4 separate regions of the Homo sapiens genome follow, and regions 1, 2 and 4 are each linked to region 3. A link is a loop called in an ENCODE intact Hi-C map of the cell type or tissue named here. Cell type or tissue: A673. All regions are shown on one strand. Links, peaks and the distances in the headings refer to the core of each region. The heading gives the core; the rest is flanking DNA. Region 1 has its middle 38 kb from the start of ARG1. Region 2 overlaps AKAP7 (A-kinase anchoring protein 7). Region 3 overlaps EPB41L2 (erythrocyte membrane protein band 4.1 like 2). Region 4 overlaps LOC102723445 (a long non-coding RNA gene).

Region 1 (8,154 bases), core at 1,219-6,218, 650 kb after region 3:
TTTCACATAGTCCCAAATTTCTTGGAGGCTTTGTTTGTTTCTTTTCACTCTTTTTTCTCTAAACTTCTCTTCTTGCTTTATTTCATTAATCTGATCTTCAATCACTGATACCCTTTCTTCCACTTGATCGAATCAGCTGTTGAAGCTTGTGCATGCGTCACATAGTCTCATGCCATGTTTGCAGCTCCATCAGGTCATTTAAGGTCTTCTCTACACTTTTTATTCTAGGTAACCATTCGTCTAATCTTTTTTCAAGGTGTTTAACTTCCTTGTGATAGGTTTGAACATCCTCCTTTAGCTCAGAGAAGTTTGTTATTACCAACCTTCTGAAGCCTACTTCTGTCAGCTCATCAAAGTCATTCTCAGTCCAGCTTTGTTCTGTTGCTGGTGAGGAGCTGCGGTCCTTTGGAGGAGAAGAGGCGCTCTGGTTTTTAGAATTTTCAGCTTTTCTACTCTGGTTTCTCCCCATCTTTGTGGTTTTATCTACCTTTGGTCTTTGATGTTGGTGACCTACAGATGGGGTTTCAGTGTGGATGTCCTTTTTGTTGACGTTGATACTATTCCTTTCTGTTTGTTAGTTTTCCTTCTAACAGTCAGGCCCCTCTGCTGCAGGTCTGCTGGCATTTGCTGGTGGTCCACTCCAGACCCTGTTTGCCTGAGCATCACCAGCGGAGGCTGCAGAACAGCAAATATTGCTACTGATTCTTCCACTGGAAGCTTCATCCCAGAGGAGCACCTCCCTGTATGAGGTGTCAGTCGGCCCCTACTGGGTGGTGTCTCCCAGTTAGGCTATATGGGGGTCAGTCTGTCCATTCTCAGAGCTCAAACACCATGCTGGGAGAACCACTGCTCTCTTCAGTGCTGTCAGACAGGGACGTTTAAGTCTGCAGAAGTTTCTGCTGCCTTTTGTTCAGAGGCAGCAGGCCTTGCTGAGCTGTGGTGGGCTTCGCCCAGTTCAAGCTTCCCTGGCCTCTTTGTTTACCTACTCAAGCCTCAGCAATGGCGGACACCCCTCCCCCTGCCAGGCTGCTGCCTCGCAGGTCAATCTCAGACTGCTGTGTTAGCAGTGAGCAAGGCTCCGTGGGCATGGGACCCGCCGAGTCAGGCATGCAGTATAATCTCCTGGTGTGCGGTTTGCTAAGACCGTTGGAAAAGTGCAGTATTTGGGCGGAAGTTTCCCGTTTTTTCCAGGTATAGCCTGTCACGGCTTCACTTGGCTAGGAAAGGGAAATCTCCCAACACCTTGCACTTCATGGGTGAGGTGACACCCTGCCCTGCTTTGGCTCACCCTCCGTGGGCTTTACTCACTGTCCAACCAGTCTCAATGAGAGGAACCAGGTACCTCAGTTGGAAATGCAGAAATCACCAGTCTTTTGCATTGATCATGCTGGGAGCTGCAGACCAGAGCTGTTCTATTTAGGGACATGGATGAAGCTGGAAACCATCATTCTGAGCAGACTATCACAAGGATAGAAAACCAAACACCACGTGTTCTCACTCATAGGTGGGAATTGAACAATGAGAACACTTGCACACAGGGCAGGGAACATCACACACCGGGGCCTGTCGTGGGGTGGGGGACAGGGGGAGGGATAGCATTAAGAGAAATACCTAATGTAAATGACGAGTTAATGGGTGCAGCAAACCAACATGGCACATGTATACCTATGAAACAAACCTGCACGTTGTGCACATGTACCCTAGAACTTAAAGTATAAAAAAAAAAAGTAGCATTCCAAATGTAACTCAGGTTCTACCCTTAGAGGCTCTCACATGAGATTTTGATTCATAGCTGAGTCATGTATAGAGAAAGGCAGGGTTTGGGGTGTCCCCTTTTGCTAATGGAGGTCACGGCCGAGGTGGCACGTTTGTGCTGGCAGCCATGGCAGGGGCTTTCTGATTCAACAGCTCTTGGAAATTCAGTCTGATTCTGCAATAACCCCAACAATTGAAAAATGAGCTGCACATATCCCTTAAACAGTCCCTGTCTTACACCAGTGGAGTGGATGATTCTGTTGCCTGACACACACACAAAAAAAACCCTGTCTAATAGTGAAGTGTAGTGTGTCATAGAGCTGAAATGAACAGTAACAGGAAAAGAATATGCCCCCTTTTGAAATATACATTTAAGAATGCTTAGAACACTTACTCTGAGTCAGACACTGTATGCACTGCTCAGAGTACAGCCCCCAAGGAACTACCTGTGTGAATTTCTAAATGTGGGTGTGGGCAGTGGGTGGGCCTGGGGGTTAGGAATGGTTCACAGATAAAAACAACCAAATATTAAACGTGATTGTAAGCACAACATATAAAGCTTACCACTCTTGGAAGCCTGCCACCTTTTGAAATCAGACAAATCAGGAAAAAAGAAGGAAACAGAGGAAAGCAGGAAGGGAAATAAGAAAAGGGAAAAAAAGAAAGAGGAAAGGTATCTAACACTTTATAAATACTTGATCTGCATGTTGTGCAAACATTGTCTTATTTGAAATGCCATCATGATATACCAAATAGGTCAGGAATATTTGTTCCATTTTAGAGGTAAGAAAATCAAGCCTCAGTCTGGGATTTAAACTCAAGTCCATCTATGCCTAGAACCCACACTGTTTTTAATGTAGTCTAGTGTGATGGGGGTGGCGAGAGACTTAGTAAAAATTCTAATTTTCTTTGCAAAGTTGTTAGTTGGATACCTATCAAAAGACTTTACTGTAGAATGAGATTTAGAATTGTGAGCATCTTTTCCCTTGAACTTTAACCAGAGCTTATTGACTTTTTCCTTCTACATAAATTCAAATCTTTATACTTTGGATGTTTAAACTGGGCAAATTTCAAATGAGGATATGCATGTTTCTGTACATTTCTTCCTGTTCCTGAAAATTTTGTTGATTTGTCCTGATGATGTCTATAAGTAACTCTGTGAGATAGAGAACCGTAAAGCTAGGAAGAACAAGCCTGCCAGAATAAACTGTGCATTAAAAACACATAATTTCCTTATAGATTTAAACTAAGCAAACATGTAAATGAATAACCTTTTTAAGGACAAGCTACATCACCAATAGAGTTTACTTAATTTATTTTGACAACTGCCTCTAATTACTTAACATAACACATTATATGGGTAATAAAAACAGTTAATAATGTAAAACCTCATTGCTGTTTCAGGTCGAGTGAGAGATGTGTGCATATATTCTCCAGGCATTTGTGGAGTGGATCATGTTGCTCTCTCTCTCTCTTTCTCTCTCTGTGTGTGTGTGTGTGTGTGTGTGTGTGTGTGTGTGTCTGTGTGTCTGTTGGGACAATTTCTTCAGATAAATTTTTGGATTCACAGATGTGAAGAGATTAAATTCCATATGGAATGTGAAAAAATAATTCGTAACTATTGCCAATTCTCAGCTCTGAAAAAAAACAATGGCTAAACTTTATCTTAGGTTACATTATATACTATATACTATAGCTAATTTACATGCCTGGCCTTTGTGGGGCATCCTCTTATACGTTAATCTAGCGCCCTCTTGTGTAATAGGTTTTAATAACAAAGTTTGAGAGTGTTTATATATCATGTTTTGATTTCTAATTTCTAAAAGAATATACTCGTTGGATAGTGTTATTCTTTTATTTTCTTTGTATTTTTTGTATTTCCAAATTGCACATAATAAAAAAATATATAAATGAACAAGACTGAATTTTCAAGTCTTATGTCATGCCCATGACTGTCAGTAAACAAAAACCACTTTTCTGAATCAGGACATTTCTTAAGAAAATCAAATTTACTCCCAGGAGGCAAAGGAAAAATAATATTGTAAAACAGTGCAATTCATTTGGATCAATTCTTAGAATTTTAGAGCAAGAAGAAAATGCAGCGATCCAGTGAGGGCTAGGAAGTGGCTGGCACTTGCTTTTCATCTGTGTCATGCTGCTGTCACTGCCCGGGCTGGCACAAGGCTAAAGGGTATTGCTAGTATTTTACACAGAGAACAGTTTTCTGATCATTTTTCTTTTTTCAGGAACTCTCACGTGAAAATCAACGTGTAAGCAGGGAGAGGCAGTGCTGCTCTGATCCAAGGCAGCGAAGGTGAAGCCCTGTCTACTGTCCCTTCCTGGGAGGCAACTGAGGGTTGTGTAGTTTGTGAATCCTTAGGCTTCTTGGGGCCATGGTTTGACAGCACAATTATAAACTTTGCTCTTTTGCGCTGTTATGAATTGAATTGTGTCTTACAAAACTTGTATGTTGAAGTCCTAACCCCTCTAGTACCTCAGAACATGAGCTTGTTTGGAGACAGGGCCTTAACAAAGGAAATCAAGTTAAAAGGAAGTCAGTAGGATGGGCTGTAATATAACTAGTGTCCTTACAAAAAAAAGGAAATTGGTGTAGATAAAGGCAGAGGTTTGGGTGATGTCTCTACAAGCCAAGAAACACCACAGATTGCCAGCAAACCACCAGAAGCTAGGAGAGAGGCACGCAACACGCTCTCTCTCACAGCCCTCAGAAGGAACTCACCCTGCTGACATCTTGGTCTTGAACGTCTAGCCTCCATAACTGTGAGAGAATAAATATCTGTTGTTTTAAGCCACCCAGTTAGTGGAACTTTACTATGGCAGCCCTAGAAAATGAATCCACATTTGCACTCAATGGCATCGTGGGTTGTTCCTGCTGGCTGAAGTAGTACAGCCAGCACAGATTGTAGGTTTAGGCTGCGTAATTTAAAATCCCCGGAGAAAGGATAACTTTGTAGTATAATGTAATAAATAATCTATTGTAAAAAATAATTATCTCAGTGAAAAAAAATGTGCTTTCTTTTTTTTTTTTTTTTTTTTTGAGACGGAGTCTCGCTCTGTCGCCCAGGCTGGAGTGCAGTGGCGGGATCTCGGCTCACTGCAAGCTCCGCCTCCCGGCTTCACGCCATTCTCCTGCCTCAGCCTCCCAAGTAGCTGGGACTACAGGCGCCCGCCACTACGCCCGGCTAATTTTTTGTATTTTTAGTAGAGACGGGGTTTCACCGTTTTAGCCGGGATGGTCTCGATCTCCTGACCTCGTGATCCGCCCGCCTCGGCCTCCCAAAGTGCTGGGATTACAGGCGTGAGCCACCGCGCCTGGCCAAAAATGTGCTTTCTAATTGACCAGCAGCCGTCTAAATGTTTATTTTTGTGCAGAATTATTATTTTTATTTATTTATTTTTATTTTTTGAGACGGAGTCTCACTCTGTCACCCAGGCTGGAGGGCAGTGGCATGATCTCAGCTCACTGCAAACTCTGCCTCCCTGGGTTCAAAGGATTCTCCTGACTCAGCCTCCTGAGTAGCTGAGATTATAGGTGTGCATTACCACACATGGCTAATTTTGGTATTTTTTGTAGAGTTGGGTTTTCACCATGTTGGCCAGGCTGGGTCTTGAACTCCTGACCTCAAGTAATCTGCCTGCCTCAGCCTCCCAAAGTGCTGGGATAACAGCATGAGCCACTGCACCTAGCCCATTCTTTGTTTTCTACTTGGTTTATTTTTATATAATTTTTAGAACTTCTATATACATTGCCAGTGTCATGCCTAATTATTTTAAAGTAACTGCTGGCCATCAAGGCATTTTACTATATCAGTTGCATCACTTAAAGATAAGAGTATTTTCATATTTAGCCAAAATAACATTTTCTCACTTTAAACACATTATTTTAAAATAGTCATCTTATCTAATAACCAGCCCACATCTAAATTTCCCTAAATGTCCCCCAAATCACGTATACTTGGCTTGTCCAAAACTGGATCCAATTTGAGACCACACATTGCATCTAACTGCCATTTCTTGCCCCTTTTAATCAGGCCAGTCACATTTTAATGACACTGTCTTGCTGAAGAGAATAACTCATAATGAAGAAAATACACCAAATTCTGGATGTCTCTGATTGTTTCTTTGTGGTATCATTTAGCTTGTTTCTGTACATTGGAATTTAGATATAAAGGCTCTATTAGATTTGGGCTAGACTACGTCACAGATGATGTGTTTTACTTCATATTGCATCTCATTAATAGGCCCACAATATCTGGTTGTCCACCAGTGGGATGCTGAGAGAGACCACTGAGAGTGGGGATAACATCTTGAACCCTCCATTGCAAGAAGAAACTAATCTCTGTGTGGTTATCATGGCCTCATATAGGTGTCTAGTTCCCTACCCATCATTCATCTAATAGTGTCAACACCAGTTCATGGCCTGACTGGTTGATTTAATTGTTGCCAAATGATTATTTCCTAATTCTGTCACTTCACATGTGTTGATTGGGGACATTCCTTATTAACTGGAGCTTTCTGTTTACCCTGTGATACAGTCCCTGCTTAAAAGAAGGATGAATTGTTTATTCTTTCCCATTACTCACAAATTTTGAGAATAAAGAATTAGTTTAATAATTATTTTAATTAGTGATATGTGATATCCTTTTTTTCTGACTTCCCCTTTTGTTAATGTCATTATAAACTCTGATTTTTAATAAATTTAATGAATTTCAAAAAACTACAATCAGGGCAGGGGTGGTTGTTCAAATGGTCACAAATGTAATCAGAAGACACTTTAAGCTGGCTTCTGAGTCCCTTTGATAGGACTCCATTAATCTTTATGAGTTTCTTTGCTTGCTTTTGGGCACAAGATCTGAATACCTTCAGTGGGGAATCATATAAGTACTTTGGTTTGAATGATGGTGCACTCACCAAAATTCATATGTTGAAACTGAACTGCCAATGTAGTAGTATTAAGAGATGGGGTCTTTAAGAGGTTATTAAGTCATAAGGGCAGAGCCTTCAAGGAGGGGGTTATAAATAGAACTTATAAATGGACTCGAGGGAGTGGGTTTGCTCTCTTCCACTCTTCTGCCATGTGAGGATGAAGCATTCCTCCTCTGTGGCCCTTCCATCCCTTCTACCACATAAAGACAGAGTGTTCCTCCTCTCTGGAGGTCACGGCAACAAAGCACCACCTTGGAAGAAGAGAGCAGCCCTCACCAGACAACTGAACCTGCTGGCACATTAATCTTGAATTTCCCAGCTTCCAGAACTGTGAGAAAATAGAACTGTGTACTTTATAAATCACCTGGTCTCAGATATTTTGTTATAGCAGCACAAACAGACTAAGACAGTCAAATTCACCTTTTTAAGAGAGCCAGTTGCTAATGCAGTGACATTGCATCTTGGATATACCATGGACAGAGTTGGAAGCTGGAAGATATACATTTTTAAGAACATGAGTTCATACTGATATTTTCAGCTTTAGCAATACAGTGTTTTTACTTGATTTCTTTAATTTTATAAATGTATCTCTTTCCTTTTGTATTTTTTCCTATAATGTAAAGAAAATAATTTTAAGAAACAATACCAATATTACCATTGAAAAAAGTTTAAAAATTTTTGTCAGTATTTTGTCCTTAGAATGCATCCCAAGCATTGCTGGTAAGATGGCCGAATAGGAACAGCTCTCGTCTGCAGTTCCCAGTGAGATTGATGTGGAAGGCGGGTGATTTCTGCATTTCCAACTGAGGTACCCAGTTCATCTCACTGGGACTGGTTGGACAGTGGGTGTAGCCCATGGAGGGTGAGCCAAAGCAGAGTGGGGCATCGCCTTACCCAGGGAGCACAAGGGGTCAAGGAATTCTCTCCCCTAGCCAAGGGAAGCCATGAGGGACTGTGCCGTGCCATGAGGAATGGTGCACTCAGGCCGAGATACTGCACTTCTCCCACAGTCTTCACAACTCGCAGACCAGGAGATTCCCTCCGGTGCCTCCACCACCAGGGTCCTGGGTTTCAAGCACAAAACTGGGCAGCTGTTTGGGCAGACACCAAGCTAGCTGCAGGAGGTTTTTTTTTCCACACCCAAGTGGTGCCTGGAACACCAGCAACACAGGACCATTCACTCCCCTGGAAAGGGGGCTGAAGCCAGGGAGCGAAGAGGTCTGGCTTGGTGGGCCCCACCCCCATAGAGCCCAGCAAGCTAAGATCCACTGGCTTGAAATTCTCACTGCCAGCATAGCAGTCTGAGGTCGATCTGGGGTGCTCGAGGTTGGTTGAGGGAGGGGCGTCCACCATTACTGAGCCTTGAATAGGGGATTTTACCCTCACAGTGTAAACAAAGCTACCAGGAAGTTCAAACTGAGTGGAGCCCACTGCAGCTCAGCAAGGCCACTG
Region 2 (8,154 bases), core at 1,476-6,475, 280 kb after region 3:
GATTTCTCCTGGATGCAGATTCTGTTTTTCTAATGTGTGCATTTGGACTTCTTTGCAACTCTTCATGGTAATGCCCCTCCCCACAGGTATGGAAAAATGACAGTAGTCATTTCTACTGAAATTATTGCTGTCGTAAAAAATCTTAAAGGCCATGAGGAACGGGTTCACAGACACATTCACTTGGAGACAAATAATTATTGCTTCTAACAGAAATGGAATGTTGTCTGCTGGCTTGACCTTTCTGTGGCAAGAATAAAGCCTTATTCTTAGGAAAGATCATAGTTATTGAGTCATATTGGGTATTCCAAGGACAAATTTCTGAAAAGATGCAGGGCCATTGAGAGGTTTTTCCAGTCAGATAGCAATCTGATCTGCAAAATAAGGGTGTTGGGTTCAGTACTGTTAAGATAGACAATCATCATGCTTTAAAACTTACACATCCTTTTAAGCTGTCCCAGTCAACTATCTGTTTGAGAACAAGTAGACAATTAAGCATTCATTTGGTTGAAGAATCTTAACATTGTTCTAATTTTGGTTGTTGCTTATTTTTCTTCTTGATTTTACATTTTACCATAAAGAAATTTTGCTTACCTAATCACTGGAATTTTTTTTATATGTGTGTATGTGTTATTAGATTATAAAAGGAATTAAGATCCTGCAGAATGCAATAATACAACAAGATGAGCGACTGGCCAAAGCAATGGTCAGTGATGGTTCCTTTCATATTACCCTGCTGGTGATGCAATTATTAAATGAAGATGAAGTAAACATGTGAGTAATGTATCTTTCTTAAATATAATTTTCCAAATTATTACTTTAATATGAGTAAGCACAGCAGAACCCAAAGAGACATTCTAAATTTTAAAGAAGTAGTCTCTATACAATTTATTCCAATTAATAGTTAATATACAGAATAAACTGTATAAATATTCTTTTTAATCTAAACTTTTAAACTCTGTTATGGTTATCAAGTGGTAGCCCTTGGTTATGTAATTGTTTTGTCCGTGCTCATAATATAAGCACTCTGGACTTGACCATTTAGCTTAAAATTCTAGATACATATTCTGGAATCATGGCAAAACCACCTCTTATTATCTGCCTTACTTTGGGCAAATCATGTACTTTCTAAGTAAATGAAGAAAATAATAGTACCAATACATGCAAGAGCTCTTTGCCTGGGGCCTGGCACATAGTAGGCACTCTATTATTAGCTATAAGAGCTGCCATTTTACTAAGCCACTGGACAATTTCAGTTTCATCTTAGTCATTTTTAGAGTCACTGTACTCTACCTACCCCCACCGCCCCCATGCCAGGGTTCTGCCATAAAGGTTGAAGACAACTCATTGATTACTGCTTTCCAATCTGGAAGAAACCTTGTTCTTCCCCCAATTTTCTGGGACATTCTTATCCGTACTTAGATTTTCCCTTCCTCTGTTACCTCCTATATAGCTCACTGTGTTAAGTTCAAGCCTAAGATGTATGGAAAACCAAAGCCAGGATGAATGCAGGTTGCTTTTGTTTTCTACTTTGACAGCTATATTTCCTGAGGGAATGAGGAGCAAGGCTTGAATTAGGAAGGGATTGAGGAAAAGGTAAAATAAAAGGGATAAGATAAAAGACATTAATAACTCAAAATATCTAACCCCATTATGATTATTGTAGTTATGTCTTTTAAACAGTAGAACCTCATGTCTTTAGAGGTCAATCTTATGATCTGTCCCAAGCTGATGTACCCAAAGCAGCCTTGAGCATCCTGCAAGGACAGAGAGGAGGGGAGATTTTACTTGCCTGACTTTGTCTGATCACTTTGCCAATCAGAAGAAAAAAGAAGTTCTCTGATGCTCTTGAAAGAGCATCCAAAGAGAATCCAAAGAAGATACTACGCAAAATGAAAGGTTGAGAGAAGGGAGTAGTGCTCTGTGTGTGTTAGAATGGTCAGGATTCTCCAGAGAAACAGCACCAATAGGAGCGTATCTATGTAGATATCTATCTGTATCTGTCTGTGTAGACATGTATATCTTTATGTAGAGAGATTTATTTTAAAGAATTGTCTCCCATGATTGAGGGAGAAGTCTGAAATCTTCAGGGCAGTCTGGAAGGGAAGAGTTGATGTCGTAGTCTCAAGACCTCAGTCAGTCTGGGGACAGAATTCCTTCTTAGGAGACTCCAGTCTTTTCTATTAAGGCCTTTAGCTGATTGGTTTGGGTCCACCCCTATTCTGGAGGGGCAGAGGTGTCAACTTTTAATTGATGGTGAGGTTCAAGGTGTGACCTCACTTTGGGGCAGCTAGAATGGAATTGATGAGGTTTCTGGGAAGACATTGTTTATGTGAACAATTTATTAAAAGTCTCTGATTTTTAACTTTTTATCCTATACTGTATGTTAGACATCTAGATTGTCCATTTCTTGTCCTATATTGATTCCTAATTTTCAAAGTCTAATATCAAGTTTTAGTTGTTTAATAGTATACTGATCAGTGGATTGGATATGGAATGTGCAGATACTTAAAAAAATCATTAATTTCTTGAGGTAGATGTCACCTAAACTCGTTTGTATCCTTACAGTGTAGAAGAAAGGAATAGAAATATATTAGGCTAAGCCCTGCTGCTGATTTGAAAAGACTTACAAATGTCCTGTCTTAGTTTGAAATACAACCTTTGGGTCTGAACTCCAGTTTGAGAATTTCGTTTCTTATATGCATATACTTTTTACTTACTTTACCTTAAAGAAGCCTTTTCATAAGCCCCTCTTAAAAACATATTCTGTTTAAAATATTTTGAAAGTTAGTGATACTCCCAGTAGACACTGATTCCTTCTTACTCTGTGAATCAGTGGCATCTTATTAGCACAAATTTACTGATTTATACTACTAGAGAACTGGAAAAATGGACCGAATTTAGATCATCTATATTTCTTTAAAGAATAACGACATAGAATTCACTGTCTCTGAAAAGTCTTAACCTTTCTCATGGTCTGCTTTAACATATAGTTTCATTTAAAACAAATATCTTGAATTCCCCCAACTTATAAATGAGCCAGGAATAGCTGTTCTGTTATCACATGCTTTAATTCATAGCACACAGTGAAGGAAAATACTGACTTAAAAGTATGTGCACTGTTTGGATGAACATAACTACAGTTAGGTAATAGTGAATTTAAACTGGATTTGGAGGTACAATGAGAAATGTTGACATTTACATAGATATACTAAAGTATAGTGCATTTGTCATTTCCAAAGCGAAATGACAAATGCACAATACTTTACAATTTTGGAAATGAGAAATGTACCATACTTATAGCTATGTAATTTTTCAGAGAAATGAGACTGAGTATAGAAGTCATAGATGAAAATCAGTTAAAAACTTTACCTGAAGACTAATTTAGAAATACGAAAGATCAAGAAAAATGCTGATTTTTTCAAACACTTGGCTGAACAAATCACTGATCAAAATAATTTAAACGAATAGCAATCCACTGGAAGGGTGTTTTAAAGCCCTGTATGAATGTGCTTAGTTCTTTTTTAAGTAATGGCTGCCCTCTAGTGATATTTCATTTTTTTCTCAAAGTACCTACACCAAAATTCTCTTCAGGATAGAAGTAATTCTGATTTTCCAAATATCAAAAATCTCGTAATGTCCAATTCAATAATATTGTAAACATTTGTTTTTATTAAGAAAAATGTGGCTGGACACAGTGGCTCACACCTGTAATCCCAGCAATTTGGGAGGCCAAGGCAGGAGCATCACTTGAGCCTGGGAGTTTGAGACCAGCTTTCACAGCATAGGGGGACCTCTCTATAAATAATTAAAAAAAAATAGCCAGGCATGGTGGCATACACCTGTGTATTCCAGCTACTCAGGAGGCTGAGGCAGGAGGATCACCTGAGCCCAGGAGGTCAAGGCTTCAGTCAGCTGTGATCACACCACTGCACTCCAGCTTGGGTGACAGAGAACCTGTCTGAAAAAAAGAAGAGAGAAAGAGACAGAAGGAGACAGAAAGAGAGAGAGAGAGAGAGAGGGAGAAAAGAAGAAGGAAGAAGGAAAGATATCGCACTTCTAACACATAGCAGGCGTATAATTGCATAGGCTAAATAGCTAAAGTATATATGGCAAACTTACATAGTTACAATTGGGGAATATAATTAAACTTGTATTTTATTTGAGTCTAAGTATAGCAAATTATCTAATTATAGAGACTGTTATATTTTAAGGGATAGTGTGCTTTAACTTTTATTAGAGTGCCTCACAAATATATGTACTGTAAAAGTATTAGTACTTTCATCAAAAATCTAGAACTTGACACATAATCTAATGTAAGCTCTTGTAGGTACTCAGTTTTTTGGGATATATTTTCAGTAATTTTTTGAGTTGTTCATATAATATTTCACTTGGTTAAAAATCTTTTGGTAAACTGTAAAATAGTGTCTACTTTCATGTCTTTAATAGTGATTATAATTAGGTAAAGATTTCTTTACTTCTTCCATAGTTTTTGTTTAAAACTGTCAGTTTTAATCATAAAGTTTAGATTTAGAAGGTATTTTGAGCCTTAAAATAATTAGTACAAATATCAAAATTCATCTTTCTAAAACTGGTACTTTGTATCTTATTTGGTTTTGTATATTTTATTACTTAATGTGTTACTGAAAAATGTATTATTTCTTACTAGTGGTATTGATGCTCTTTTGGAATTGAAACCATTCATAGAAGAACTCCTCCAGGGAAAACATTTGACTTTGCCCTTTCAAGGGATTGGTACTTTTGGAAATCAGGTTGGATTTGTGAAGCTGGCAGAAGGAGATCATGTAAACTCACTTTTGGAGATAGCAGGTAAAACAGCAACACACTCATATGAAATCTTGTCTGTTGGAGAAGCAATTTTTTTCAATTTTGTAACAGAGACTTGACATTTTTAAATTTTAAAAGATGATGGACTAGACTCAAGTATTTTTTAGGACTGTCCCAATCATAAGTCTGAAGGATTTCAGTGCTTATCATAACATTTGACATACAGTTGGCACTTGGTAGGTACTGAATCAATGAATAGGAGTTATTGGTTGCCTATTCAGAGGCTTGTGGGAGTTGTCATCCCCATTGCAGAGAGCCAGTTGGTGAATCAGCAAGGTTTCCATTTATGCTGCTCCCCTCCACCCAGTCCCCTGGAGGGACTACTCTCTGAGCAGAAGGACCATTGGTGTTAGCAGAAGACCTCATATGTGTTGGAGAACATGTTGCCTTGTGCAGCACAATTGAAAGTGTCAGGGAATTGGAAGCAGAAAAAAAATCATAACCTGGATGAGTGACTTCAGTTTGATCCAGAGATAATAGGTTGGGTATTAGCCTACATGCTGTGAGAAATTTTTATTTTCACTTCATTTCATGTCATGTCATGTCATGTCATTTCATGTCATCTCATTGCAGGTTCAATAATCCTTGGTTCATAACACACTTGCATTATTGGTCTATGCTTGGTCCACTTTTATCTGTGTTTTTTTTTCTTTCTATCTATTATTCCTTCTTTGCTTTTCTTTCTCTGCCCCCTCTTTCCTCTCTTCTTGCTTCCATCCCTCCTTCTCTTTGTGTATCTACGTTTCTCTCTCTATCTCTTAAAAAGCAATGTAATAATAACCTGGGAATGGTGGGAATTGAACAATGAGAACACATGGACACAGGAAGGGGAACATCACACTCTGGGGACTGTTGTGGGGTGGGGGGAGGGGGGAGGGATAGCATTGGGAGATATACCTAATGCTAGATGACGAGTTAGTGGGTGCAGCGCACCAGCATGTCACATGTATACATATGTAACTAACCTGCACATTGTGCACATGTACCCTAAAACTTAAAGTATAATTTAAAAAAAAAAGAAAAAAAAAAGAAACAATCATCTATAGGAATGAATAGAGCAGAATCTGGAAAAAAAGAAAAAAAAAATAATAACCTAGGAATCTACCACCCCAAACAGAAGCTAGTGCTTTGGTAGTAATCTAACCGTATTGTCCTTTCAGTAATGCATCCTTTGGCCTTCCTCCAATTAAGTTCACTGTCATCCTGAAGTCAGTGTTTACTTCCTTTTATTTTCCCAAAGTATATGTATTTTCATTTTAGTTGGTTTTAACTTAATAAAAAGGGCATCTTGTTGTATGTGATCTATTGGGACATCCTTTTCACTTAATATTACATTGCCTCTTTGCAGTTTAATAATTGCCCATTTAAAAGTGTACATTTGGCAGGGAGTGAGGATCAGGTTTCATTGTTGGTTTTTCTTTTGTGTTCTTAAGATATTTGTGATAAATATTTTTGTGAATGTCAGTGTTTATATAGGGCTGGATTATCATACAGATTAATTGTTAGAATGACATTTAGCATAGTGTCAGTTGTGCTGTCTAGTATATGGTTTAAGTTCGCTGAGTTCATTATCCATTCAGATGTATCAGAAGTAGAGCTGTTTAGTTATCTTTATAGTAGAAGATTTCTGTTATGTACTTGAAATACGTTTTACATAACAGCATTTCAATTGGGTTGCAAATGTGAAATTCACTATTGCTGTTATTAGTGACACAGCCGCATTCATTTTAGCAAAGGTTTTTATAAATTTATTACCTCTAAATTTCATTTCTTCTACATAATGTTGGGCCCAAGGAATTATACTTGAGTAGGAAGAATTCATTCCTTTAGCATGCAATTAGCCAGTGCCAACTAGTACTTGGGATAGAAAACTGGAAAAAAAAAAGATCCTTTTCCTTTAAGGAGCATATAGCCTTGTGCAGAAACAAACAGGCAAGCAATTACAGTGCAATATAATAATAACAATAATTTTTGTAGCTAGAGGCAGAGGCACAGAGTATAGCAGGCACATAGGAAGGAGAAGGGGGCGGATTGAGGAAGATTTCATAGGAGAAATAGCGTTTGAGTTGACATTTGAAGGGTAAATACAGGTTTTCTGGTTGGACAAATTGGAGGAGTGTATCCTGGGTAGAGGGAACAGCATATGCAAATAAATCAAGTCCTATTTAGGGGCCTACAAGTAGTTTAGTGTTACTGAAGTATAAATTGCAAATCTAGAGATACCATCAAATGAGATTCGTATGCTAAAGGGAGCAGTGAAGGTAAAATAAGGGCATGAGGAGAGCGGTGAAAGTTTAGAATGGCGACCAAGGGAAATGGAAGGGGAAAGTTTAATAAGCAGCATGTAATGGGGTTGCAGAGCAATGCAGAAGCTGCATTTGGGATGAGTGCAGAAATTTGTAATGGTACTAATCTGTGATCTTCTCAAGTACTATGTAGGATTTAGCTGTGAGAATGGAGAGGGGAAACTGAATTAATCCATACTGGAGCACTTGTATGGTAGGTGTGGTAAAAAGACAAAGGAGCCAGACTGTCAAGAGAGTGGTAGAATGTTTGATGTGATCATTATTGGACGTACATTAGAAAAGGCAGTGAAGTCTGGATGGGACTAATATTTGGAAGGAGAATAGAGTAATAGGGCTGAAGATTAGAGTTAGTAGAAGTTCAAGAGTGAGACAGGAAAATTAGGAGGTGTGATCAGAGAGCAGTATATTGGATTTTATGAATTGAGGAGATTTCTGGTTCATAGAGAGTATGAAGAAACTTTGTTCGTTGACGTCACAAAGAAAAACAAATGATAGCTAGAAGTTTTAAAATCGAGAGAAAGACAAATTATTAGGTTGCATAGGAGAAACTTATAGCTTCAGTGAAGTCCCTAGGTACATGATCAGTATACAAAAACCTATAAATAATTAAAGTATTTTTTAAGAGGCACAATTTTTAATAACAAGAACAGTAGAGACATGTAGGAATAAATCAACTAAAGGATATGCAAGACTTCTATGGAGGAAATATTTTGGCTATTACATCTTTACTAGGTATGTTTATCATAACATTTTTCCCCTTTCCTTTTTTAAAGACAGAGTCTTGCTCTGTCACCCAGGCTGGAGTGCAGTGGTGCAATCATGACTCACTGCAGCCTTGAGCCTCCTAGGCTCAAGCGATCCTCCTGCCTCAGCTACAGGTGTGTGCCACCATGGCCAGCTAATTTTTTTTTTAAGAGTTGGAGTCTCACTATGTTGCCCAGACTGGTCTTGAACTCTTGGCCTCAAGCAGTTGTCCCACCTTAGCCTCATAAAGTGTTGGGAT
Region 3 (8,154 bases), core at 1,980-6,979:
AAAAATAATCTTTGAAATATAACCACTTACATAAAATTCTTTAAATAAGAACAGTTTTTCATAGTTGGACATTTCTCAATATCTGATGATTCAAAAGAATGAATGTAGAAGTTTAAAACTAACAAATACTGACTGAATTTTGACTCAAGGGAAAAAATGGTGAGAATAAAAATATTGACTCCCTTATCAAAGGCAAATCATTTAACCTTTATAGGTTAATTCCTAATATATATCCTTTTCCTTCTTAATTAGGATGATAGTGTCAAATCTGAGAGTTCAAACGGCTTACCTTTTTAACCATTCATAGTATTTTTCAGAGGTAAGCAAGGAGCTCAGAGTCTTTATCAGATGTGAAAAATGAGACACAGACATTCAATAATCTGTTAAGAAACATCTTCCAACTCCTTGGTCAACATTTAATTCCCTAAAATGTTGATCTTTGACATTCCTCAGGTAAACTTTTAACAATTGTCCTACAATGCATACTCACTGCAATTATCTTTACATTTTTCTTTAGGTTTGCTCTAAATTTTGTGATTTACTGTATGTATTGGTAGGATCCATAGAATATGAGGCACTAAATCACCAGGCCACATTTAACAAAATAATCAAAAATATATTGTACATGTTAATGCTGACTTAGTAGCACAGAGGTAGGATACTTGAAAAAAATTTGCCTTATATAGGGGTAAAAATCCTCAAACCAAACACCTAATTTTAAATAAAGGAGCACTATGAGGCCCAATCTTAGTGTTATATAGTCTAAATTTTCAAAAAGCCATGTTTCACTTTTCACATACATTTGTTAAAGACAACAGAATAGTACCTTCCTTATAAAATACCCTATAGTGACTCTTATATATAATTACATAATTTAAGGTTAGAAAAAAAAACTAGCTAAAATTCATCTGGTCTCCAAATACTACAATAATAGGGAGATAAGGAGCTTTTGAGATTAGACTTACAAATGTCAGGAGTAAAGGTTACAGATACATCCTCATAGATGCTAGAACACACTTGGGTTTCCAACAAGAGAAATAACAGTACTAAGGAATTCTACTAATATACATCAGGAACAGTTATGTCCACTGCATCCTAAATTCTATATCAAAACAAAAAGATGTCATCCTAAAGGAACAGCATTAATATCTGTTTGCAAAATGGAGAGACCCTGTATGGATTGTTACGGGCAATACAGGTTCCCTCCTCCTTCCCTCCTCCCCCACACCTTCTGTTACAAATCTACTTTGATCTAGATATTTGTAAAATAATCCTACAATTTCGCTCCTAACTTAGAATGTGTGGAACTGGTCAATGGTATCAATGAAGGAGAAGTGTCTACACTTATTTCTCATGCACTAAAATATTGTGTGTGTGAAAATGTGCAGGTACTACTATGTTGAGGGTAATCAGTGGTGAAATGTATGCACACATTTACACTCTATATTAGGAAGGGTTTAAGATAAAGTGTATTGTGTTGACTCCACAAACTGAGCTTACGTAGGCATGCCAGCAACTACTTCCTCTTCCTCGAGCTTGTCATTCAAGTCACAGTCATAAGAAACATTAAAGGAGGCGGCTTTAGCCTCCAGATAGCAGAGGGATAGAGCCAGAGGAAGGGAAAAGGCAAGAGAAAAAGGAACTGACTGAGAAGCAGACAGAAGTAGCCCAAAGATGAGGATAAGGGAAGGAATGAATGAAGGGGAGGTGATTGGGACATAGTGCTGCACACCAGCGGGGAGGAAGGAGACCCAGACCTTGGGGAGGCTGGGGAAAGCAAGATATCCATCTTCATCAAGAAGGGAGGGGAAGCCGGAGGGAAAACATTTGGAGAAACTGAAGGAGAAGTAACCAAACTCAGAATCACTGTCGTCAGCTGCTTTAAGAGTCTTCCCATGGATGGGAGAAGGACAGTCAGGCTGAGAAGGGGCTATGGCAGAATCCAAGACCAAATCAGGCATAGCAACTTCAGAATCCCCCTGCTCCGATATTTCACCTGTGGAAAGGTGCTCTAAGCTGTCTAGTGTGATCTGGTCAGCCTCCCCAAAGGGGTCTTCCTCTGAAATGTCTGAAAGCAAGTCCATTTCAGGGACAGGCAATAGGTTTGGGGAAAAAGATGAAGTACGGTGGATGAGAGGTGAAGGTGGGCACATGGAAACAGTCTATTCTCAAGTGCAAACCCATGATTGAATATGAAATTACACAACAGATACAATCAAAGGAAAAACAGATGCAAGAGAGAAAGAGGACAAAAGAAAAAATGAGTAGTTAGTGAAAACGTTTACTTTAAAGGAGGGACCATATTAACACAGTGTAGTTAGAAATGAATTAAATGACCCATTTTTAAAGAGAAAAGACTAGACTACTTGTGTCACATAAAATTTATACATATGACTCATTTAATTATTTTCAAACTAGTTGCAAATAGATCCCATGAAACTCAAACAGCATTATTTACTTTTAAACCTGGTTGCTGACAGACATTCAAAGCATTAGCAAAAATGCCAGTGTACCCAGTTGTTCACCGCAGACAAGGAGGATTTCCTTTGAAATTTAAAAGAACTTTTTCATTTTTTAAGGAAAATAACTAGATATGTCAAGTTAACTAGGCAAAATGGAACAGAGATATTCTGAAATGCTGAGCTCTTCTGTTTCAGATGTAAGCAGTCACTCTCCTGGGTGCCTTGTTAGCAAAATTTTTAAAGAACTATCCTGACAACTTGTCAGCAATTGAAAGAAACCTTGTTGGTCACAATTTCTGTTATTTTTATCTGAATTCCCCACCAAATAATTTTTCCATATGACAGTCACAAATTCTTTAACGATGGAATGTCGATGATTTGATGTCACTTGCTATACAGGTAGCACTTGACCTTGTGGCACAAGACTGGGCCCATGTGGTGGTCCCTGAGACCTTCTCCATGCTGGGCCTCAGAGGCTATCAGTGTAGGAATTCCTGAGGCACTGGCAGCTACTTCATCTAGCATGTCTTTATACATTTATGTCTTTTAAAAATTTTCAAAGTTAAAATTTAGAAAACACTATACGGCCGGGCTCAGTGGCTCATACCTGTAATCCCAGCACTTTGGGAAGCTGAGGCAGGTGGATCACTTGAGGTCAGGAGTTCAAGATGAGCCTGACCAACACGGTGAAACCCCGTCTCTCTAAAAATACAAAATTAGCCGGGCACGTGGTGGCAGGCGCCTGTAATCCCAGCTACTTGGGAGGCTGAGGCAGGAGAATCACTTGAACCTGGGAGGCAGAGGCTGCAGTGAGCTGAGATCGAGCCATTGCACTCCAGCCTGGGCAACAAGAGCGAAACTTCATCTCGAAAAAATAAAAAAAATAAAATAGAAAACACTATGAAATCAATATGATGGATTCATTTGTTTTTATCTGTGCTTACTTCCAATGTTGCATGCAAAAAAAAGTCGCTTTGTGCAGACACAGAAAAGAGATCTGAAGAATTCAAAGGCTTCTCAAATCAATATTCAAGTGATGTTACTGCCCAAGGTAACAAAAGATAACAGTGACACATTTGAGAACACAATATGGGTTACTTCTCCATTTCACCATGGTGTACGCACAAGATAAAGCCAAAAGCAACACACCATGTTCTCACTCTCTATTCACAAAACAATTACCTTTTCTTGAGAATTTCATTAATTATAGATCATTAATGAATACATTTGTTCATAAAGATTATCTTTGGTGATGTAAAAAAATTCAAGTCAATAATTAAAATAATCAAGAAGCTACATTTTAAATTTTACTTGGACCAAACCAAAAATAAATTTCAAATCATCATAGCTTTTCTACTTTGAGGATTCAATTAGATAAGGTGATTATGAGGACAGTCAAAAAGGCCAGTAAATTACTTACTTGCATTAAAATAACTTACATTGAAATATTCTGCTTTGAACAACAATCAAAGGTTAGAGACCACTATGCATATTTGAAAACATAAATGACCAGCAGAGAACATAGAACAACTAATTTTAAATACTTGATTTCTGAAACAGAAAATACAACAGATACCCTCTAGGTTAAGTAAATGTTTAAAACCACATACTGTGCTAATTTACCATACCTTTCCTTCAATGAGCTGCAAATGTGGGGCTTTAGTTGGGCTTCTCACTTCCCTCCTGCCGTCCCCATCTTGTACCACGGCAATGCTGACAAGTCCAGGTCCATAGGCTGAAATCTCCCCAGCAGCGCCAGGAAAATCCTTCATAAGACTTTGGTCCATGACACCAATCGGAGCTAGTAAAGAGTGACAATTTTGGATTATTTTAGGACATATGAATCATAAACTTTATGGAAAATTTCCCCCTTACAGGAGATAAACAGGCAGCATATAAATAGTGAACAGGAACAGAGACATTGCTTGAGCTCTGAAAATACCCACCATATAAAATAAACTAATTTTTAAACGTTTACCAAATTCTGAAAGTATTCTGAATTTTAATGCACTGAGCTACACCAGGGTCTCAAACCACAGGTATTGGAAGGATAAACTCAGATCATGGAACTGGCCAGTAGGAGGAGCTCTAAGACCAGCTGAAACACCAGAGTTAAGGCAAACAGAATTACAAGGTAAGCAGTATTTTAACTCTTTGGTCTCCTACGATTTATTTCTGAATCTATCTATTGCAACAAATGATTATGCAATTATTAAGATGATTTGCTCCAATAAGTTTTAAGAATTGCTCCATAAAGGAACCTTTAATTTGAATACCCTTCAAAAGAAAAAATAGTAAATAAAAGACAGTAAAGGTAAATTTTAGGGATTTTAACTTCTATATTTATGTTTAATATTTTTTATTTTTTAATCCCCTTCCTCAATGCCTTAACACGAACTATGGTAAATCTATACATAGACACCTCCCTCATCCCAGAAAACCTGGCCCTCATGTGCTCTCTTCTTCTCTCCTACAGATAGGCAGAAATGTACATTGTATTGAAAATTCTGTCATAGTGCAGATCAAACCAAGACTACCTCAAACATCAGCAAGGCAAAGTGAGTAGTAGGTGGCAGGACCTCTGTCCATCTGTAGCTCCTCCCCAAACAACAGAACTACCACAAGGTCATTTCACTTTACATAAAAAGTACTCTACGGACACCATGAAGTTTACTCTGGTTCCATGTCCTAAGGGAAGCCTGGTCAACACAAACACCTTTAGACTGCAAGCTCTTGGAGGGCAGGATTGTGTGTGAACTACCATACTGAACTTGAGAGGCCTCAAGCACTTTGAATACATGTATCCCAAGCTACCTCTCAATCCACAGCCTTCACCTGCCCTGTCCAAAACTTAATTCTTTTCCAGTCTTGCCCTTTTCACAAAACGCTCTTCTCATATTTGCTCCCATTTGCTTGAACTGGGAACGTGAACATCTTCCAAGACTCTTCACCCCTCAACACCAGCAAGTCCAACAAGGTCCTTGTATATATTTCTAAATGTGGCCAGTTCTTTCCATTTCTAATTCTACTACCTCACCTTGTGGAGATTTTCCCAGCCCTTAAATACTCACACTTTGAATGCCCATATCAAATCATAGTCAACATTAGAATAAATTTGCATTTTACATTAAGTATAGTTATTTTCCAGCGGTTTTTGTTGTTGTTGTTGTTGTTGTTTGTTTTTGAGACACAGTCTCGCTCTGTCACCCAGGCTGGAGTGCAGTGGTGCAATCTTGGCTCACTGCAACCTCCATTTCCTAGGTTCAAGCGATTCTCCTGCCTCAGCCTCCTGAGTAGCTGGGATTACAGGCACGCGCCACCACGCCTGGCTAATTCTTTGTATTTTTAGTAGAGATGGGGTTTCACCATGTTGGTCAGGCTGGTCTCAAACTCCTGACCTTGTGATCTGCCCTCCTTGGCCTCCTAAAGTGCTGTGGTTAGAGGTGTGAGCCACCGTGCCCAGCCTCCAGCAGTTTTTTTTAATAAAGAAACTTCTAACAAGATCTAAATAAGTTTCCCTTGGAAAGTATATGGCTATGATTAATTCTTTTGCTTACAATTATGATTTCTACACACCTATTATACATACTCAGAAATTTTGCAAAATGAAAAAAATCTGACCTAGAAATGGCTTCAAATGTAATGATATTAAAATTTGAATATCAAATTAAAAGTTATTAAAGTTGACAAAATGCTGACTTTGCATACTTTTAAACACTTATTAATTTCAGCATGCAGTTTCTTGTATTTTGAAGCCGATACATTTATTCAGGTCTTAAACATCTGAGAAGCTTGTAGGCCCTGGCAGAGCCCAAGATACCAAATGGCTAATTGGCCTACTCCCACTAAAGGGAAGACCACCATCGCTTTCACCTGGACCATTCCTAACCAGCCTGCCTGCTTCCTTGCTCAATCTAATTGTTCTCTTGCATCAAATGATTTTTTTTTTAAAAGATAACGCTGTGCTCTTGCGGGCACATAAACCCACATAAACCCTTCAATGGTTTCCTAGAGCATATGGAATAAATAAAAACCACATTCTTCACCATGGCCTCCAAGGCCCTGCATGATCTGACCCAGGCTTACCTCTCCCGCCACTTCCTAAGCTCTGACTGCACTTGCCTTCTCTCTGTTCCAGGAATGTATCCAGCTCTCCCTCACCTTATAGCTTCATCGTTGCCGCCTCTGCTACCTGGAATGCTTTATTATTAAATATCTCTTGTCCTTTCCTTGGCTGCCTCCTTCTCATCCTTCAAGTCTCAACTGACCTGGTTCTTCCTCAAATAGGCCTTCCTTCCCTGATGATCCTATTTAAGTAACGTCCCTGTTCATTTTACTTTCCACCTTCAGGAAATCACTTGGTTCCTCAACCCCCAAATGCATCTTGGTTGTTGGTTCTCTTAAATGACTGATTTGTCTTCTTTGGGGTTTGATTTTCTAATCTCGGAGGGGACTCCCTGTCCTAAAACAGCTGTTCTAGATTGATTTTCATTTTGATATTTGATCTTTAGATTGAATCCCACTTTTCACTTGCTATGTAATCATAAGAGGATTTATTTTAATTTGCCAAACTTTAAAGTGAGGCTAATATACCTAAATTATTCTAGCCTTACTTAAAAAGTAAACAGGAAAAAGAAAATACAATACATGAAGACTACAACAACAAATGGTATGTTGATAAGGAGTGGTAAAGAAAATAAAAGCTCAGTGCCAGGTTACAGCCTAGCTTTGCTCTGGGGGAAAAAACGGAGAATATAAGCCCTAATCAAAGAGTTCACTGGCTGTCTGGTCATGTATTGGCGTTAAAAGCCTCCTATTTTTCACAATAACACAATAATCCTTTTGATGACTTACCCATCTGATGAATTACGGCCTCCAAAACACAAAGAGAAAAATAATGGATTACTGTGCCATGTTTGTTGTTTTCACTTGGAAAAATCATTGTTTTCAGATACAGACCTCCTGTAACCCTCTGCACTAACTGCCCATACAAGATGGTGGATTTCCTTGAGCACAGTTTGTATACCTCAAAGAAAATGCTGTTTTACTGCTCTTTTTAAATGCTAAACTTTGCAATATAAGAGTTATACAGCCTCACAGTTTCAAACAAATGCTGAAAACAGACAGTGTTCCAGAAAGAGCAATCATTTCTCTCAGGGTACTAAACAACAGTGACTGCATTTATTCGGCACTTGTATAAATTCTCTGTGGCAAGGGGCAAGGCTTGGGAAATATTTACATGGGTTGGCACATTTTTCAGATTTACTTGGAAAAGTGCTCAGTTGTTGAAGACCTAAAAGATACTTTAGCAGTGATAGTACATTAACAATCAACTGAATTTAAATCATTTCCACAATTCTGGAAATTTGTTTAAAGCACAGTTCACCACCCCCTTGCACATTTCAGGATTTAATAACTATATACCAAAATCCCAACCAACAAATCCTGGCAAATATCTCTATGTGTCCACCTGCATTTGTTTTCCAAGTTTTTCTTCTAGAAAAAGCAGATGAAGGCAATCCATATGAATCCTTCACTATTAAGAAAGCTTTTTCATCTGTTAGCATTATTTGATCTGTTTTACTCCAATTATTTAAAATATAAGTTGTTCGAGCATATATTTCAGAAAAATACAATAGACAAGAAAAAATGTTTCTGCTAATAACTAGTAGTAAAATACAATTTTCAAATT
Region 4 (8,154 bases), core at 1,614-6,613, 230 kb after region 3:
ACCCTTAGCAGCCACACCCCTCTCCCAGCCCTAGGCAAACACCTATCTACTTTCTGTCCCTGTGGATTTGCTATACTGGACATTTCTAATTTCCCCACACCCTTGCCAGCATTTTTTATTGTCTGTCTTTTAAAATTATAGCCAACCTAGTGCCTGCCACTCGGTGTTCAAGTGATTCTCCTGCCTCAACCCCCTGAGTACCTGGGACTACAAGTGCATGTCATCATGCTGAGCTAATTTTTGTATTTTTAGTAGAGACGGGGTTTCACCATGCAGGCTGGTCTCGAACTTCTGATGTCAGGTTATCTGCCTGCCTCAGCCTCCCAAAATGTTGGGACTACAAGCATGAGCCACTGTACCCAAAATCCTTTATCTGTTTTTTAATCGGATTTTGTATTATTATTGAATTATAGGAGGTTTTTATATACATCCTGGATATACGTTTCTATCAGATATAAAAGGGGACTTCAAAAAGTTCGTGGAGCCGGGCACAGTGGCTCACGCCTGTAATCCCAGCACTTTCGGAGGCCGAGGCGGGCAGATCACAAGGTCAGGAGATCGAGACCATCTTGGCTAACATGGTGAAACTCCGTCTCTACTAAAAATACAAAAATTTGCCGGGCATGGTGGTGAGTGCCTGTAGTCCCAGCTACTCGGGAGGCTGAGGCAGAATGGTGTGAACCCGGGAGGTGGAGCTTGCAGTGAGCTGAGATCGCGCCACTGCACTCCAGCTTGGGTGACAAAGCAAGACTCCGTCTCAAAAAAAATAAAAATAAAAAGTTCGTGGAAAAATGGAATTAAAAGATAAAAATGATAAATATAAACATTATTTCTCAACATCAGCTCCATCAAAGTCAAGACACTTTTGGAAGCCAAAACACCAGCCACTTATTTAGTCCATCTCTAAATAATTGAGATTCCTGAGAATTTAACTATGTCAATGTAGTTTTTCTTACATTATTAACTGAAGAAAAATGGATGCCTTTTAAAGGCTTTTTTGTTTTGCTTTGTTTAGTTATAGAGACAGGGTCTCACGCTGTTACCCAGGCTGGAGTGCAGTGGTACAATCTTAGCTCTCTGTAATCTCAACCTCCTGGGCTCCAGTAATCCTCTTACCTCAGCCTCCAGAGTAGCTGGGACTATAGGTGTGTGCTACAACACCTAGCTAATTTTATTATTTTTTTTTTTTGAGACGGAGTCTCACTCTGTTGCTCAGGCTAGAGTGCAGTGGTGTGATCTGGGCTCACTGCAACCTCTGCCTCCCAGGTTCAAGGAATTCTCCTGCCTCAGCCTCCTGAGTAGCTGGGATTACAGGTCGCTGACACCACCCCCAGCTAAATTTTTTTTTGTATTTTTAGTAGAGACGGGGTTTCACCATGTTGGCCAGGCTGGTCTTGAACTCCTGACCTCAAGTGATCCGCCCATCTTGGCCTCCTAAAGTGCTGGGATTATAGGTGTAAGCCACTGAACTCAGACAAGTTTTATCTGTAAAATTTAGACTGGGTAAAAACAGCATAAAGACGTACAACTAATAAAAGCCAGTAGGAGATTGTCCGGGTGTGGTGGCTTACGCCTGTAATCCCAGCACTTTGGGAGGCTGAGACGGGTGGATCACTTGAGGTCAGGGGTTCGAGACCAGCCTGGACAATATGGTGAAACCCCATCTCTCCTAAAAACACAAAAAACAAAAAAAATAGCCAGGTGTGGTGGCAGGCACATGTAATCCCAGCTACTCAGGGGGCTGAGGCAGGAGAATCGCTTGAACCCAGGAGGCAGAGATTGCAGTGAGCCAAGATTGCGCACTGCACTCCAGCCTGGGTGACAGAGGGAGGCTCCGTCTCAAAAAAAAAAAAAAAAAAAAATTGTTTTTGTAGCAATGAGTTCTCACCATGTTGCCCAAGTTGGTCTCAAGCTCCTGGCCTCAAACAATGCTTCCACTCGGGCTTCCAAAGCACTTTGATTATAGGCATGAGCCACTGAGCCCTCAACTTTAATTTTTCAATCAGGAGCATGTAAGCTGAACCAATTGAGATGCCTATGGTATTGATATTGTTTCTGCTGTTATTTGTCAATCCTCTTCAGATAGGGCAAGAGCAAGATTAATTTTTTTCCTTGAAAATTGATGTGATGGTCTCCCACTGTAGGCTTTTTCTTTAAAATTGTCTCATCCCTTCTTAAACCAAGTTATCCATTTGTAAACTGCTGATTTCTTTGGGAAATTGTTCTCGTTAACTTTTTGTAAATCATTAATGATTTCACCATTCTCTCACCAAAATTTCACCATAAATTTGATGTTTATTCTTGCTTCAATTTTAGCAGAAGTCATATTGCTCTGATAGAAGCTCTTTTCAAACTGATGTCTTAGCCTTCTTAGTGTCCCAATGTAGATCCTCTTCAGATATTTTATAACAAGTTAGTATGAGTTTATTTTGGTGCAAAAACAACTTGAAATCCATGCATAATGTTTTCATAATATGCATTTTCCATGAACTTTTTGAAGGCCCTTGTATGATTTGCAAATATTTTCTCCCATTATATCGGCTGTACTTTCACTTTCTTGATAGTGTCCTTTGAAGCATGAAACTTTTAAATTTTGATTTATGTATTTATTTTAGTTTTAGTTATATTTTTTTGAGATGGAGTTTTGCTTTTGTTGCCTAGGCTGGAGTGCAATGGCGCAATCTCGGCTCACTGCAATCTCCACCTCCTGGGTTCAGGCGATTCTCCTGCTTCAGCCTCCTGAGTAGCTGGGATTACAGGCATGCGCCACCATACCGAGCTAATTTTTGTATTTTTAGTAGAGGTGGGGTTTCTCCATGTTGGTCAGGCTGGTCTCGAACTCCCGACCTGAAGTAATCTGCCCACCTCAGCCTCCCAAAGTGCTGGGATTATAGGCATGAGCCATTGCGCCCGGCCTATTTAATTTTTCTTTTGTGGTTTGCACTTTTGATGTCATGTCGTATTTAAAAAATCATTGCCTAATCCAAAGCAGAGAGATTAACTCCTATGTTTTCTTCTAAGAGTTTTATAGTTACCATTGTTTTAAATATAATTTATTTGATTATGTCTCCCTAATTTAATTTTTAATAATAGCTGGACTTAATAACCAGCACTCAAGATTCCTGAAAGTTTAAAAGTTGACTCTTGCAATCTGGTATAAGCCAGCTCTAGCACACCACTGAAGGTGTATTGTGCTGGGTGGGCCTGGAAGAAAGACAAACTAAACCTCTGACACTGGGACTGATAGGGACGAGGAAGAAGCTGCTAGTCACTCACCCATGAAGGTAGAGTTGCCCAGTGGAATCTAATCCTGATCTGAAAACTGATCTTCCTAAAAGAAACTAAAAAACTAATCTAAGGCTAATCCCATGTGGAATCTTAGGTGTGTTTCCAGAAACTGTAGTTAAGACACACCAGTTTGAATGGGATTCCTGAGGACTAACTCAGAAGACATGCTGAGGTATTGAGGTAGTGGTGGTGGCAGCATTAGATTAATACACTGTAGAACTCCCCAAGAATTTAGGTCACAGGGAACTAGATTCTAGCCTCAGAGAAAGAGCACTGGTAGGAAATTAATGTGGTACCATGCCCAAGTCATTAGATTGAGCTTAGAGCAAGGTCTTGTACTCTGTCACTGGAGAGATCACCAGTTTTTGCAGAGTATGAAAGCAAAGACACACGATACTAACTACTCTGGAATAGACCCACGTACTGTTGTGGAACACTGTAACTTCAAGGAGACACCAAGAATACCAGAAGGCAGATTCAGCAGGAATGGATTGAAGGATATCTAGTTCTGATGGAATAGCATTTGAGATACTCTGAATGGCCCCACTCCCAATACCTTCTCTCCTACTGGCCGCCTGAAAAAACCTCCAAGTACTGAATATACTATATAAATAATATGTTAAATGCTTTTATATAGCAGGCAAAACTGTAAGGAATCTATGGAAACAACAACAAAGAAAAAAAGAAAAGAAAAGACTCCTGAAAGGTAAATGATTTCTGAGGCACGTTTTCACCCTAAGGGTCAACCTAAGGGACCTTGAATTTACATTTTGAGAAATGGTATGCAGAGGATAACAGATCGGCCTATGGTGAGGAATCTAATAGGTGATCCCTGCATAGAGCTAAGTTTCTAATGGCAACACTCTCAGTATACAAGTGAGCAAGAAATATGTCTATCTAAAGAAGAAGACATTGAAAACTTGCCTCTCTCAACTTTTGCCCTGGGAGAAGAGGAAAAAAAATTCTCTGAGAATTCATAAACTCAACCAAGTGCTTATGTGGGTCTAAAGCCAGATTCAAGCTAGTGATGCATAGCGCTGCAAAATTTAGCAAATAAAAATAGAGCATCCGTAGTTAAACTTGAATTCAGATAAACAATGAATACTTTTTAGTATAAGTATGTCCCAAATATTGCACAAAAAATAATTTCTTGTTTATTTGAAATGTAAACATAACTGGATGCCCTGTATTCTATTTGGCAACCCTACCAATGTAGTATGAAACGCCAAGTAAGGAATTTAAGTTGTTCCAGGTTAATAGTGCCCCCTGGTGACACAAATAAAACGATATTCTTTTTGGAGGAATGCAACTTCAAACCAGGCTTCAAAGAATTTCCTCAGATAAAGATCGAATACAAGCTCACAATGAAAAAAAAAAAACACAAAACATATAAGAAATAAAGGTAATGTAAGTATGAACCAGAAAGAAAGCCAGAAAGGTTATTATAATAAAATATGCAAAGATTTCAGATATTAGAATGATCAAATATAGACTAGAAAATAATGTGGTTAGTATGTTTAAAGAAGTAAAAACCTGCAAACAGGAACAATAGACTAGAAAAAATTCAAGTAGATTTGAAAAAGAACCAAATGGATGGCCTAGGAATGAAAAATATAATACCTGAAGTTCAAAATTCAAAAGCTGGAGAAATAGCATATTAGACAAAGCTGAAGAAAGGATTAGTGAACTGGAGGAAACATTTAATGGGCTTGTTTAAAATTACGCTCAGAGAAACAAAGAGTTGGAAAATACAGTAGTCCCCCTTTATCTGAGGGGAATATGTTCTAAGACCCCCCAGTGGAAGCCTGAAACTGCAAATAGTACTAAATCTTACATATATAAGACTGTTTTTTCCTATACATATGTACCTATGATAAAGTTTAATTTATAAATTGGGCACAGTAAGAGATTAACACCAATAACTAAAAATAAAACAGAACAATTGTAACAATATACTATAATAAAAATTATGTGAATGTGGTCTTTCCCTCTCTTTCAAAATATCTTTTTTTTCTTGGTTTTTGAGACAGAATCTCACTCTGTTGCCCAGGCTGGAGTGCAGTGGCACAATCTGGGCTCACTGCAACTTCTGCCTCTAGGGTTCAAGTGATTCTCATGCCTCAGCCTCCCAAGTAGCTGGGATTATAGGCATATGCCACCACACCCAGCTAATTTTTGTGTTTTTGGTAGAGAAAAGATTTCACTATGTTGGCCAGGCTGGTCTTGAACTCCTTACCTCAAGTGATGCGCCTGCCTCAACCTCCCAAAGTGCTGGGATTACAGGTGTGAGCCATCACACCTCGCCTCTTTCAAAATATTAAGATATATTGTACTGTTCTGTGAGTAACTGAACATGGAAAGTGAAACCACAGAGAAGGGGGAACTATTGTATAGAGAGTCTAAAGGGAATTGAGGACAAAGTCAGACTTCGTAACATAATTAGAGTTCTGGAAGAAGGAAAGAAAAAGATTATGGGGAAATAGACAATAATAAAATAGCAAATGGGTGCTTTTTCTAAACTTTTGAGAGATACCAGTTTTCAGAATCAGGAAGCCCAATGTTTTCAAGCAGAATAAGTAAAATAAATTCATGCTTAGATTGCTAAAACTATAAAGCTCCAAAGATAAAGAGATGATTTTTAACAATTGTCAGAGAGAAGAGAGATTATAACAGCATATAATTCAGGGCAGTAGTCGAAGTTAAAATTTTTGAAGGTCCTTGTGTTATTTGGGGAGAAGGTAAAGACATTAACTTTAGATTTTTTTAAGTATGCCTGTTAATTATTTAGGATAACTCCTTTAAAACAATCAACATAGAGAATATCACTTCCAAATTAGAAGAGGAGAAAAAATGGAATGAAGGGGTTGCAGGGGGGACGCAATCAATCCAAAATAAGTCAAATACATTGGAGAGGGGTCAACAAACAAGAGCCCAGTAATTGTGGAGAGTACACCAGAGGCCAGGGTTGAGGGATATAAAGTGCTAAGCCCTCCAGACAGTGGAATGAAGCCAATGATGCGTTTCTTCCTTTTGTCCGATTACATCAAGGTCTTGGGGGCAAACACTTTGAGATTCAACCCTGGGATCTATGAAAGTCACATTTCCACAGAGAAAATGAGGCAAATATTGATTAAGAAAAAAGAGAAGGCTGGGAATGGTGGCTTACACCTGTAATCCCAGCACTTTGGGAGGCCGAGACGGGTGGATCACCTGAGATCAGGAGTTCGAGACCAGCCTGGCCAACATGGCAAAACTCTGTCTCTACTAAAACTATAAAAAATTAGCTAGGTGTGGTGCACACACTTGTAGTCCCAGCTACTCTGGAGGCCGAGACACGAGAATCCCTTGAACCCAGGAGGCAAAGGTTGCAGTGAGCCAAAATTGTGCCACTGCACTCCAGCCTGGGCAACAGAGCCAGACTGTGTCTCAAAAAAAAAAAAAAGAAAAAAGAAAAAAAAAAAGAAGTGTAGTTTCTTCAAGGCTTTGGTCAGGAAATTGCTAGAAAATCAATTAATTTTTTTAATTATCTGGAAATTTCCTGGATTTGCTACTTCACATTTTTAGCACAGATGAAATGAGGCCTCGGTGTGTGAACATGGATCAGTCAATTCATCATTTATTTTGGAAAAAAAATCAAATCTGTCCTATGTGCTAAGCAAAGTGTTAGACTCCCTTAAAGTGTTAACTATCTCGTAAGAGAATTATTTATAATGAAAGCTAAAATATTTTAATCACCCCAAAAGAGGTAAAAATAAAGCAGAGGAAGTTTTCAGAGTAGAAAGTATCCTTATTTGGTTGGAAAGATCAGATGAAGGGGATATATGAGATGGTCATAAAAGGAAAGACTGAAACTTTTCCTTCAGGTGATACAGAAGGCATTTTAGGTGAAGTGAGTATCATACACTACAATATAGTTGTTGGACATCGTTTTCAAAGATAGTTAGGGAACAAAAAATTATTAATTTGATCCATTTGAAAGATGTTAGAGAATAATTATCAATGAGAAAAAAAAAGTGTGTAGAAATGAATTGTGGCAGGCCTCAGATCCACAGCTGAAGAGCTCATACTTAATTTTACAGGAAACTGTAATAGTATGGGAGGCCTGCCTCTAAAGCTTTTCACAGATAGAAATCCGGCTTTCAAAGTGATACCCTTAACCACTTCGCCATGCTGCCCCTTGAACAAATGATGCCTATTTACAAGACACAGTGAGTTTTTGGGAATTTATTAGGCATTTGATAAATATTTGACCAATAGAAAAATGTCAGCACTGCTGATGATTTAGAAAACATCAAGTAAATAATAAACCCAGTGTAGTAAGGGCTTTGGGGAAGCAGATGCTTTTTATGCTACTTATTATTCTTAAAAAATACAATAAAATAAAATAAAGTAAAAAAATAAAAGTTTCAGGGCCCTGATGAGGTCTACTTGGTAAGTGGAGCGCCTGAGGAAGCCTGTAGCTTCAATCATGTATGGTAACCGGGTGGCTGAGCACCAATCTGGGTTGTGAGGAAATAGGGGAGAGGTATGCTGGGCCACATCCCAGCCTAACACGTGTGAGATTCCTTTTAGGAACTAACCTCATTAGCTACAAGGGTCATGCAGAGGCAGCAAAGCCTGGTGCGATGAGCTCAGCCTTCACTCATTCATGAACACCATCACTCTTTTATTCAAATCTGTATATGGCTTTTTTGCTTTTTTTTTTTTTGAGACAGAGTCTCACTCTGTCGCCAGGCTGGAGAGCAGTGGCGTGATCTCGGTTCACTACAACCTCCACCTCCTGGGTTCAACAATTCTCCTGCCTCAGCCTCCTGAGTAGCTGGGATTACAGGCATGTGCCACCATGCCAGGCAAATTTTTGTATTT

What was found. Hi-C counts contacts between places; a loop is a spot of excess contacts. Peaks named below come from ENCODE experiments on the same cell type or tissue, not always from the same donor. Only the 100,000 strongest peaks of a DNase experiment are listed, where the experiment ranks them.
Region 1: a loop joins it to region 3, with 8 times the contacts of the local background. A loop is called at or near these places in 68 of 110 quality-filtered maps.
Region 2: a loop joins it to region 3, with 7 times the contacts of the local background. A loop is called at or near these places in 26 of 110 quality-filtered maps.
Region 4: a loop joins it to region 3, with 10 times the contacts of the local background. A loop is called at or near these places in 108 of 110 quality-filtered maps.

The regions. Positions count from the first base shown.
Region 1 is chr6:131,530,839-131,538,992 of GRCh38, forward strand. No RefSeq gene overlaps it. Among named protein-coding and RNA genes, the nearest start is that of ARG1, 38 kb to the right of the region's middle. RefSeq lists an enhancer at 525-1,026. In A673, for the core only: a CTCF peak has its summit at 3,515 (motif pointing left); a DNase peak (open chromatin) is centred at 3,473; H3K27ac peaks cover 2,806 bases.
Region 2 is chr6:131,164,447-131,172,600 of GRCh38, forward strand. AKAP7 (A-kinase anchoring protein 7) reads left to right here. Exons shown (of 8, transcript NM_016377.4): 4 at 635-771; 5 at 4,667-4,827. Among named protein-coding and RNA genes, the nearest start is that of AKAP7, 33 kb to the left of the region's middle. In A673, for the core only: a CTCF peak has its summit at 3,553 (motif pointing left); no DNase peak of the experiment used is centred there; H3K27ac peaks cover 352 bases.
Region 3 is chr6:130,881,006-130,889,159 of GRCh38, forward strand. EPB41L2 (erythrocyte membrane protein band 4.1 like 2) reads right to left here. Exons shown (of 20, transcript NM_001431.4): 12 at 4,091-4,263. Among named protein-coding and RNA genes, the nearest start is that of SMLR1, 58 kb to the left of the region's middle. In A673, for the core only: a CTCF peak has its summit at 4,519 (motif pointing right); a DNase peak (open chromatin) is centred at 4,556; H3K27ac peaks cover 465 bases.
Region 4 is chr6:131,112,411-131,120,564 of GRCh38, forward strand. The region is part of intron 2 of LOC102723445 (a long non-coding RNA gene); the gene reads right to left. Among named protein-coding and RNA genes, the nearest start is that of AKAP7, 19 kb to the right of the region's middle. In A673, for the core only: CTCF peaks have their summits at 4,559 (motif pointing left) and 4,759; a DNase peak (open chromatin) is centred at 4,551.